Regions from separate parts of the Mus musculus genome. Here region 2 is linked to region 1. The links are chromatin contacts, found by POLR2A ChIA-PET in ENCODE. All regions are on one chromosome and are shown on one strand. The core of a region is the stretch at or near the end of the contact, and the rest is flanking DNA. Distances in the headings are between cores, read along the strand shown. Region 1 holds the start of Rps7 (ribosomal protein S7). Region 2 overlaps Eipr1 (EARP complex and GARP complex interacting protein 1).

The links. ChIA-PET counts read pairs that join two places held with the same protein, here RNA polymerase II (POLR2A).
Region 2: POLR2A ChIA-PET joins it to region 1 with 10 read pairs in embryonic stem cell. The contact joins the enhancer-like site here to the promoter of Rps7 in region 1. POLR2A ChIA-PET finds 5 or more read pairs at or near these places in 3 of 5 experiments (Patski and embryonic stem cell).

What each region holds. Positions count from the first base shown.
Region 1 is chr12:28,633,142-28,637,877 of GRCm38, forward strand. It overlaps Rps7 (ribosomal protein S7), which reads right to left and starts at 2,812. Exons shown (of 7, transcript NM_011300.3): 1 at 2,715-2,812; 2 at 2,439-2,522; 3 at 2,275-2,346; 4 at 1,068-1,211; 5 at 627-691. The coding sequence starts at 2,513.
Region 2 is chr12:28,801,904-28,806,535 of GRCm38, forward strand. All of the region lies in intron 3 of Eipr1 (EARP complex and GARP complex interacting protein 1), which reads left to right. Among named protein-coding and RNA genes, the nearest start is that of Gm46345, 37 kb to the left of the region's middle. Within about 2 kb of position 3,133, at least 2 of the 3 ENCODE cell types and tissues checked have a DNase peak (open chromatin) inside an H3K27ac peak, as active enhancers do.

The DNA.
Region 1 (4,736 bases), core at 1,562-4,061:
AAAGCATCACCTCTCAAGAGTAGATTTCCTTGACCAGTTATAAGGGAAAAACCACACTTTTGGCGGTGAGGGTCTGCAGGGACAGTCTGATATAATTACAGCATCAACAGAAGGCCCAAGTCCAATGACTGATGTGTGAAGAGACCATCACCTTTAAAGAGCAATGATGTAGCCTTGTCAGCCTAGCACCAGGAAACCCACCCATGCTCTGCCTGCCACACAACAAAACCATCCCAGCACCTCAGCCACAAACAAATTTTTATCCCCAATTAAGAACTAAATAGTTAGCCAGGTGGTGATGGCGGCACACACCTTTAATCCCAACCTTTGGGAGGCAGATGGATCTCAGTGTTCAAGGCCAGCCTGGTCTACAGAGTAAGTTCTAGGACACATGGGCTACAAAGAGATATCTTAAAAAAAAAAAATACTTTCTCCTTTGACCACAGAATAAATCAAGCCTCACCTGTGTGGTACCAGTGACTTACAACAGACACCACATAGTGTATGTATGTGAACCACTTAAACGTTCTATCTAGAATGAATCCCAACACACAGGGAATGAGGAGACTCCCCGTCCTGAGGCACTGTGAGGTGTGGGCGCATGGCCGAGGCAACGGAACACTCACCTTCTGGGGCGCTTCTGCTTATTTTTCGTACGGCTTTTCCGGGTTGGCTTGGGCAGAATCCTCCTCTTTAAAGTGAATTATAATAAAAATAAACACAAAACAATGAGCTAATAATAAAGCCAACAAATCTCAACTACTTTAAGTACAAAAATACCCATGTCGCCACCTTCACAACAGCCCACCACTCAGCACAAATTGCCAGCAGCATTCCTCTTTCCCATCAGCCCTACTTCATTCACCCTGCACACTGCACCAAAGCCAATCCTGAACTCAAGCACTGTCCCATACCAGCCCCTCCAGCCTGCTACTCCCAGACCAGCAGACTTCCCACTCTCACCCCAACACCCTAGGCTGAGCTTTCCACCAACAGGGCTGACAGCATCCTCACCAACAGAACTTAAGCCCCAGGAATTGAAGAGGGGCAACTGAGCAGATGGATACCTGAGCAATGAAGACCACGTGCTTGCCACTGAACTTTTTCTCCAATTCACGAACTAGCCGGACTTGGATTTTCTGGAAAGATTTAAGCTGAGGAACTGGTACAAAAATTATGATAGCTTTCCGACCACCACCAACTTCGATTTCCTGGGAGGAAAAAATGTCTGTGTCATTTTTCAGTCCTTAACCTCCATCTTCCTCATTCAAATGGCACCACTCACAGCCAAATACCACCTGAATCAAGGACCCGCCCCCTTCTGAGGCAGAGTCCTTGTAGTCCTTGTAGTCCCAAGTGCTAAGATTAATATGCTCTGCCACAACCAGCAAACAACTCCCCCCTCAAACATTCTCCTGTGGTTTGGACATAGCCTAGGGGTTCGCAAGTTAAACCATGACGCTCATATTGAGGTTCTAAGGTGGAGCCTCCATCGCACAATCCCGGTGACTCTACAAGAGACACCAAAAGGCCAGCAGAGAGCTATGTCCATATGTCCATCATCCTAGCACTGGAGAGGTAGAGGCAGGAGGACGGAGTTCAAGGCTAGCCTCAACTACAATCCAAGTCGGGAGACCAGCCTAGGTTAGAAGAGATTCTGTCTGGTGAGTCTGATCAGACCATGACTCTGGCCATGTGCCACCTCAGGATCTCCCAACATGATTGAACCATCTAGAAAGGTCAACTTTAAATTCACCATGGCCTGGGTATCTCTGATGTAAGGCTCTTCTCCAAATTCAAAACTTTCCAACACTATGAAATTGACCAAAAAACTCAATAAAATTAACACTCTCCCTGGGTGGCTGAGCAGTGGTAGTTCAGGGCACAGGACCCAGGTTCAGTTCCCAGCACTCACAAGCATTTGTAATTCAAGTTTCAGGAACACGCAAGGTGCATGTACATTAACAGAAGCAAAATACTAACTTACAAAAACGAAACACCTGTCAAACGCCAAACTCAGAAACACCCACTGATCCTCAACCGAGTGGTACTGGGTCTAAACACTTCCAAAAAGTTAAGGTTAATGTCAGTGGGGAAAGAAAAAAAAAAAAAAAAAAGTCCAGCAATCAAGTGCAGAAGGCAGCACGGACTTAAGCGTGAGACTGGCCTGCACTGGAAGTCCCTGTCTGCTGCCCTCCCGTCTCTTGCCCCGGGAATAGAGGCTGTCAACCACCCGTGGGCAGCGAGCGAGCGCACTCCGGGGTCCCCGCTCACCTTGGCTGCGGTGATGTTGAGTTCCCGCAGCTGCGCCTTGAGATCGGAGTTCATCTCCAGCTCGAGCAGCGCCTGGGGAGACAGAGAACGTGGGCGCCATGCCGGGGGTCAGGGGACCCTGAGGTCAAGCGCGATCGCGGGGGGCACCCGGGCGACAAGCTCACCTGAGAGATGCCAGACTCGAACTCGTCCGGCTTCTCGCCATTGGGCTTCACGATCTTGGCGCTCGAGCTGAACATGGCTTCACCCTGAGGGGAGGAAGGTGCCACCGGTCACCTGGGGCGCGGGCCGCCAAAGCCGGGGCCATCTACGGGCGCAAGGCGGATAATCCGCTGCATCCCACCCCGGGGAGCAGGCTCTGCCGCCCCGGACGCCCCCCAAGAGTCTGTTCCCCCAAACTCTGCGAAAAACCGCGGCCACATTGCGGCCCGCGAACCTACCTGACGGATCGCCGGCTTAGAAAGAGGGACGGCTCTCGCGAGAACGGCTCATATCCGGGTGGCGGAAGAAAAGAGGTGGGGACAGCGGAAGTAGGTGGGTGGAAACCGGAAGCTCTTCTGAAAAGAGTTGGACCGCCTAGAGTGTACCGGAAAATAGTTCCCTACTGGGAACTAATGCGGGAGGATGAGCGTGCCGGTTTCGCTTGTTCCCGGTAGTCGTCAGCGTTCGGCTCCGTTGGTGAAAATTCTCCGCTCCCCTAGTTGGAGACCTGGGCAGAGTGGTGGCGGCCGGACGGCCCTAGGAAAAAGAAAGAAAGCAGCTTCCTTCCCCACGAAGATGGGACGTTTCAAATGTTTCATTAGTCCCCAGCTTTCTCCGCGTTTCCTGCTAACACAATGAAAGGGAATCAGCATGGTGGTGGCGCACGCCTGTAATCCCAGCACTCGGGAGGCAGAGGCAGGCGGATCTCTTGAGTTTGGGGCCAGCCTGGTCTACAAAGAGAGTTCTGGGACAGACAGGGCTACGTATACAAACCATGTATCAAAAAATGAGGTACGGGGTTGGGGCGGGAATCAGACTTGTGTTCAGCTCTTCCTATAGGGAATCAAATTAGTGAGGTAGTGTTAATTAATAGTCATTAATTCCTGGTTTTTACGTATATTGCTTGGTACAGCAGACGATTCTAGAACATGTCCAGGAACCCCTGTCTTCACAAGTATGAAGCTGCCCTGTTGAACATCTGCCGAGAATGCTAAATATGGTGGCTCATGCCTTTTCTCAGGATTCAGAGGCGGGGATCACTGTGAAGGCAGGCTTGGTCTGCGAGTGCCAGAGCTGCAATAGAGACCCTGTCTCAAAAAAAAAAAAAAAAAAAAAAAATCCATTTTCAGAGAGTACCAATAACGGAAGCTGACGGTGGGGTTAGCTGTAGAAGGCCAGGCTTCTGCCTGCCTGGGCTACCTGCAAAACAGGGACAGTTAAGCCCTAAAAGGTGGGGAGAGCAAGGAAGCCAGGTCAGTGAGAAACACTAAAACAGAATGAACCTTTAATCTCAACACTCGAGAGGGAGAGGCAGAGGCAGACAGATCTCTGAGTTTGAGGCCAGCCTGGTCTACAGGACAGCCAGGGCTACATAGAGAAACCTTGTCTGGAAAAACCAAAAGGGAGAAAAAAAAAAAAAAAAAGAATGAAGACAGCCCTGGGAGAGCACTCTCTATAGTGGAGCAATTTCCTTTAGTCAGGGCATTGTCAGAAAAAAAGAGACAGACAGACAGATTAGGAACAGTAAGTCAGAAAGATCTGAGGATGGGAAACAACAAACTCATCAAAGCAATGTTTACTGAAGAAATGCCCACCACTGCTGACTGTCACCCTAACTTCATGTGCCCTGTGAGGCTCTGCTCTAGACAGGCAATACAAGCACACCTGATTCACATGTAGTTGAATAGCCTGTTTTAGCCTAGAAGCTGGTTACTAAAACCAAGTGAATCCTTGTCATCACGGAAAACACAGTTTGGTAAAGACATTATGTAAATACATGATGAAATATACAGGACTGGAGGGATGGCTCAGTGGGTCAGAGAGCGATGACTGCTCTTCTGAAGGTCCTGAGTTCAAATCCCAGCAACCACATGGTGGCTCACAACCATCCGCAATGAGATCAGATGCCCTCTTCTGGTGTGTCTAAAAACAACTACAGTGTATTTACGTATATTAAATAAATAAATTTTTTTAAAAAATAAATATACAATATTTTGTTATGGCTTGCATAACAAAAAAATGTGCGAAAGTGTAAGGAGGACAGATGTACACTTTAGGGAGTTAGGAAAGCCTTTGAAAGGGATGATAGAGCTGGGCATGATGGCGCACACCTTTAGTCCCAGCACTTGGGAGGCAGAGGCAGGCAGATTTCAGAGTTCGAAGCCAGCCTGGTAGTGAGTTCCAGGACAGCCAGGGCTATACAGAGAAACCCTGTCTCGAAAAACCAAAAAATAAAATAAAATAAAATAAAATTTAAAAAA
Region 2 (4,632 bases), core at 1,883-4,382, 170 kb after region 1:
GCACACTGCGGCTGTGCTTGTGGAAACCTTTGATGGAAATGAAGAAGAGCATCCCTAAAGCAGAAGGGCTTGCTTGTTACTGCTAGAATTGAAGCAAGGCTAGCAGAGGTCGGAAAGCGGCCAGACTCTACTCAGGAGCTTTTTCTGACTGTGGATATGCTAATGGGAGTGAGCCAGGTAGCCCGGCTCCTGTCAGCCTCCTCACTCAGTGAGGGAGACAGGTCACTCAGGGCACAAAAGCATCTGCCCAGATGGAGCTCTGAGATGTGGGAATGCCCCATCTTCCCAGTCAGTGCCCTTTTTTTTTTTTTTTTTTTTTGACAACACAATGTCCCCTTTCTCCTAGGCCTGGGGTCAGAAGACTCCTTTGCAAGCTGTCAGCTAATACAGTTCTTCCAAAGTGAACCAACCCTCCCTGAGGCAGCAGGAGGAGGGAAGAGCGCCACGTGGAGGCTAACCTGGTCCTGAGCTCCTCCCAGGGAGTCAGTGTCCACGTGTAACTTCTTTGCAGTTTTCTTGACCCATTAGAGGATGCGGATAACAATATAAAATGCGTGAAGAAAAAGGATGAACAGACTTTGCCAATGCGCTAAACAGGCTTAGCAGGAGTTTGCAGCAGAAGACTGGCCATATGGGGCGTCTCTTCTCCCCACCGACTTGAAAAAACACAAAGTAATCAGCCACATCACTTCCCCTTTCTATTTTATTTAAAAAGCTTTTATTTATTTATTTATTTATTTATTTATTTATTTATTTGTGTATGCATGAATGTGTGCGATTGCTTGGTGTGTGTGTGAGGGTGCAGGCAGTGTGTAGAGGTCAGAGGACAACCTGTGGGAATTGGCGCTCTTTCATCACGTGGGTCCTAGATACTGAACTCCAGTCATCAGATTTGGTGGCAAGTGTCTTTACCCAGCTTCATTATTATTTTTTTTATAGAGATTACAAAAGAAAAAAAATGATGACCCATGGACTATATGGAAAGTTGATTTTATACTGCTCGGCTCTCCCTTTACAAAAGACACTTGTGAAAGTTTAGCTATACGCTAAGGCTGCAGCAGGACGCCGTAAGCCTGAGGCTCCCTTTCCAGGTGCTGCTCTGAGCTGTCATCCTGGGATCGCCGATGTATTACCATCAGTGGGGGCTGTTGTGGCACAGAGTCATATTCCTCCCTACCTTCATGTAAGGCTGGCCTGCTGGTGGTTCCCTTCTTTGGTAGTTTGAATATGCTTGGCCCCTGGAAGTGGCATTATTAGGAGGTGTGGCCTTGTTGGAGTAGGTGTGGCCTTGTTGGAGTAGGTGTGGCCTTGTTGGAGGAAGTGTGGCACTATGGGTGTGTGTTTTTGAGGTCCTATGCTTAAGCTCCACCCAGGGCAGAAGAAACCTTTGTCCTGCCTGTAGAAGATAGTCTCTTCCTGGTTGCCTTCACATCAAGATGTAGAACTCTCAGCTCCTTCTTTAGCACCAAGTCTGCCTGGATGCTACCATGCTTCCTACCATGATGAAAATGGACTGAATCTTTGAAACCAACCATAAGCCAGCTCCAAGTAAATGTTGTCCCCTAAGAGTTGGTCATGGTGTCTCTTCACACAGTGGGAGCCCTAACCGAGACACCGTGTATGCTGTTCTCTGCTGTGGTCAGTTTGCTTGCACAGGCTTGGCGAAGCGGTGCTTACACTGCCTTCTTGTGTTAGTTACTGGCCCTTCCTGTGAGCTGTTGCTCTTGCTGTCAGCCTGTCTCAAGCATGGGGTGAGGATGCTCATTTTTCCTTTCTCTTTTCCAAAGTCCCCAGAGATTGAGACCTGTCTACATTTTGCAGGCAAAGGCACCAAAGCCTATGAACTTGCTGGAGTAGCTTGCATGTGGTCAGACAGCTGATTCGCAGAAGCCAGAAATATAATACGCTTCCTTTGATAGCCACTTGGACCTTCTTGATGGCTGCCCCTTGCACCTTCTTTGTACCGGACGGAACAACTTTCCTCATATTTACTTAGAAAACTAAGATTTTTTTAGGTGCAAATTGTATCAAGTGGATATTTTTGTAAGAGAGTGTTTTTTGGTATTTCAGCCCAAGGAAAAATAGTAGAAACCTAAACATGACAGTCTGCAAATCGTTAGAGTTTCAAAGAATGAAGGTGTGATTTTTTTTTTTTTTTGTGCAAGGGTGTTAATTAATGTCTGACATGGCTGAGTGCCCGAGTAGTGCTCTGATCAGTGTAAAACCCCATCTCTCAGATCTGATGCTTCAGCTCATGCTGAGGACCCACCGGTTCTCTGTAACAGGAGTGCTCTCCAGAGAGCAAATAGTTTGACATTTTGTGGATGCCACTGCCCTTGTTTTAGTTATCGAGGTTTGCTCTGGAGAGCAGGCAGATACATGTATCAACCTTGTGTCAATCTCATCTGCTTCATGTGCCAGACTGCCTCATTTAGCTAGGGTGGTGACTGAATAGTTTGGTCCAGGGCATGGCATCCCTGTTAGACCAGGCCAGGTATCAGGGTGTCAGTGTGGGTAAGCCTTCATACTCTGTTCCCTCTGGAGACATTCGGTTTCTAGAAAGGCAAACCTTTCCAATAGCCAGGGCTCTTTGAATCAAGCTCAGCTCAGGGAGAGAGCCACTGGCCATCGTCCTTCCAGCTCCATTATAGAAGTGGCTGGGAGAGAGATCAATGGGAATAGGTCAACCTGTACATGAAAAGTTGGAAGGGAACAGCAGAGCCAGAATTTTAATTTTTCTACTTGCTGTACAAGAAGATGCACTCACAGAGGATCCAGGTTCCATTCCCAGTACCCATGTCAGCAGGCTCGAAACAGCTGCTAACTCTGGCTCCAGGGGGGAGGAGTTATGGGGGGGGGGATATCTCTCATAGGCCAGGCCTAGAGCTTGCCACGTAGACCAAGGCCAGCAAGCCTCAGTGTTTCTTTTATCTGTCTCTGCTCCCCCAGCTTTGGGAGCCTTTTACCTGATTCTTAGACTCAGGTCTTCATGTTGCAACATAAGCGCTTTACTGACTGAGATGTTTCATCATCCCTGAGAGAACACTGTTGGCTGCTAGCCTATGCTGCTCTGTGGTTGTTGAATCCAGCTATGTCTTGACCTATTTATTCCCTTCCAGATGTCCTGCAGGTCTAGGTAAATAGTGAAATAGGAGCTGTGATCAAAGAAGACAGGGCCCTGGGCACTGCAATTCTGTTAGAGGGCATATTCAGAGCCAGTGTGGGTGGAGACATGTTCATGTGGCTCAGGTAGGAAATCAGAAGTCTGGAGAAGGCAGGGCAGCCTGGGTTGGAAAGGAAGGCTGTAGATGGCTCTGACATCAGCCTGCTTGCTGCCCTTGTTTGACTCCTCCTCCTGGGGTGGGGTGGTTATCACTAGAAAGGACTTGGAGTCAAGCTTTAGAGATGTCCTGAGGCATACTGCAGCTGCTGGTGCATTCCTGATAAGCTCAGGAATGACTAATGCAGTTAAGGATGTGGGGTGGAGGACAGAGCACCCTTTGTTCCATTCAGCTGATATATGCTAGGCAGTGATGCTCCAGCTCAGAGTCAGAGCTGAAGGAGAGGAAGGACTCTTGGTGGTGTGCTTTTCACTTCTCTGTCTTCTGTGCAGTCCTTGGAGCTCACACACAAGACAGCTGCCTTCACAGAGGTTGCACGACTGAGCCAAGATTTTACAAGATATTAGCAGGATCAAATGGAGCACCGCCCAAGTGACCCCACACACTCAGTGGACACATAGGCCCTCATTCATCAACCAAGGCTGGTCAACTACTTCAGAAGAGACAGCAAATCATGGGCCGGTTGTCCCTTTTCCCATAAGCATTAGTGTTTGCCAAGCATTTATCTGGCAACTCAAGTAATGTCATTGTTTTAGGTAAATGTGTGTTCATGCCGCTTACATATTTGTAAATTTTGTGTATGTGTGTGTGCGTGTGTGTGTGTGTGTGTGTGACTGTGTGTTGCTATGTGCACGGAGGCTGGGGCATTGGATTTTCCCTAGAGTTAGAGTTAGAGTCTGTTGAGAGCCTGCTGCCATGGGTCCTGGGAAGGGAACCTGGATCCTCTACAAGTGCACTGCACATACACATTCTTAACTGCGGAGGCATCTCTTCAGCCCCGGCTGTCATCGTTTTTATGCTATCTATCTGTGATAGAGATCAAGACATTCTTCTGAGTCCTGTCTCCTGCATCTGTATCCCCCCTTTCCAGAACTCTTCCCCTGAACCCCTCTCTGGCTTTCCAGTTTTAGTTGTAGAGCATCTAGGAGGGAATGCGCAGCCTGAATGTAGAGGCTCTGCTGTTGTGACTCCTGCCCCTGTATGTGTTTTCTGTTTGTTTTCTTTTGCTTTTGTTTTTGTCTTCTAAATAGGCAGGGTTTTTAAATAGCTTGCTATTACTGAGGCTTTTAAGAACATTGCACATCATTTTCACAGAAACTTCTCCTAAGTATTTTAAATCAGTATTTAACCAAGACAACACACAGCTGCTATAAATCGGTCTTGCCAGTTGAGCAGAAGCCCAGGTGGACTGAGGACTTGGGCTCAGATATTTGCGGGATTCATCTTCTCAGAGGAATCAGAGCTCTGTTGGGGTGTCAATATGGGATTCTACTACTGGATCAAATTGTAA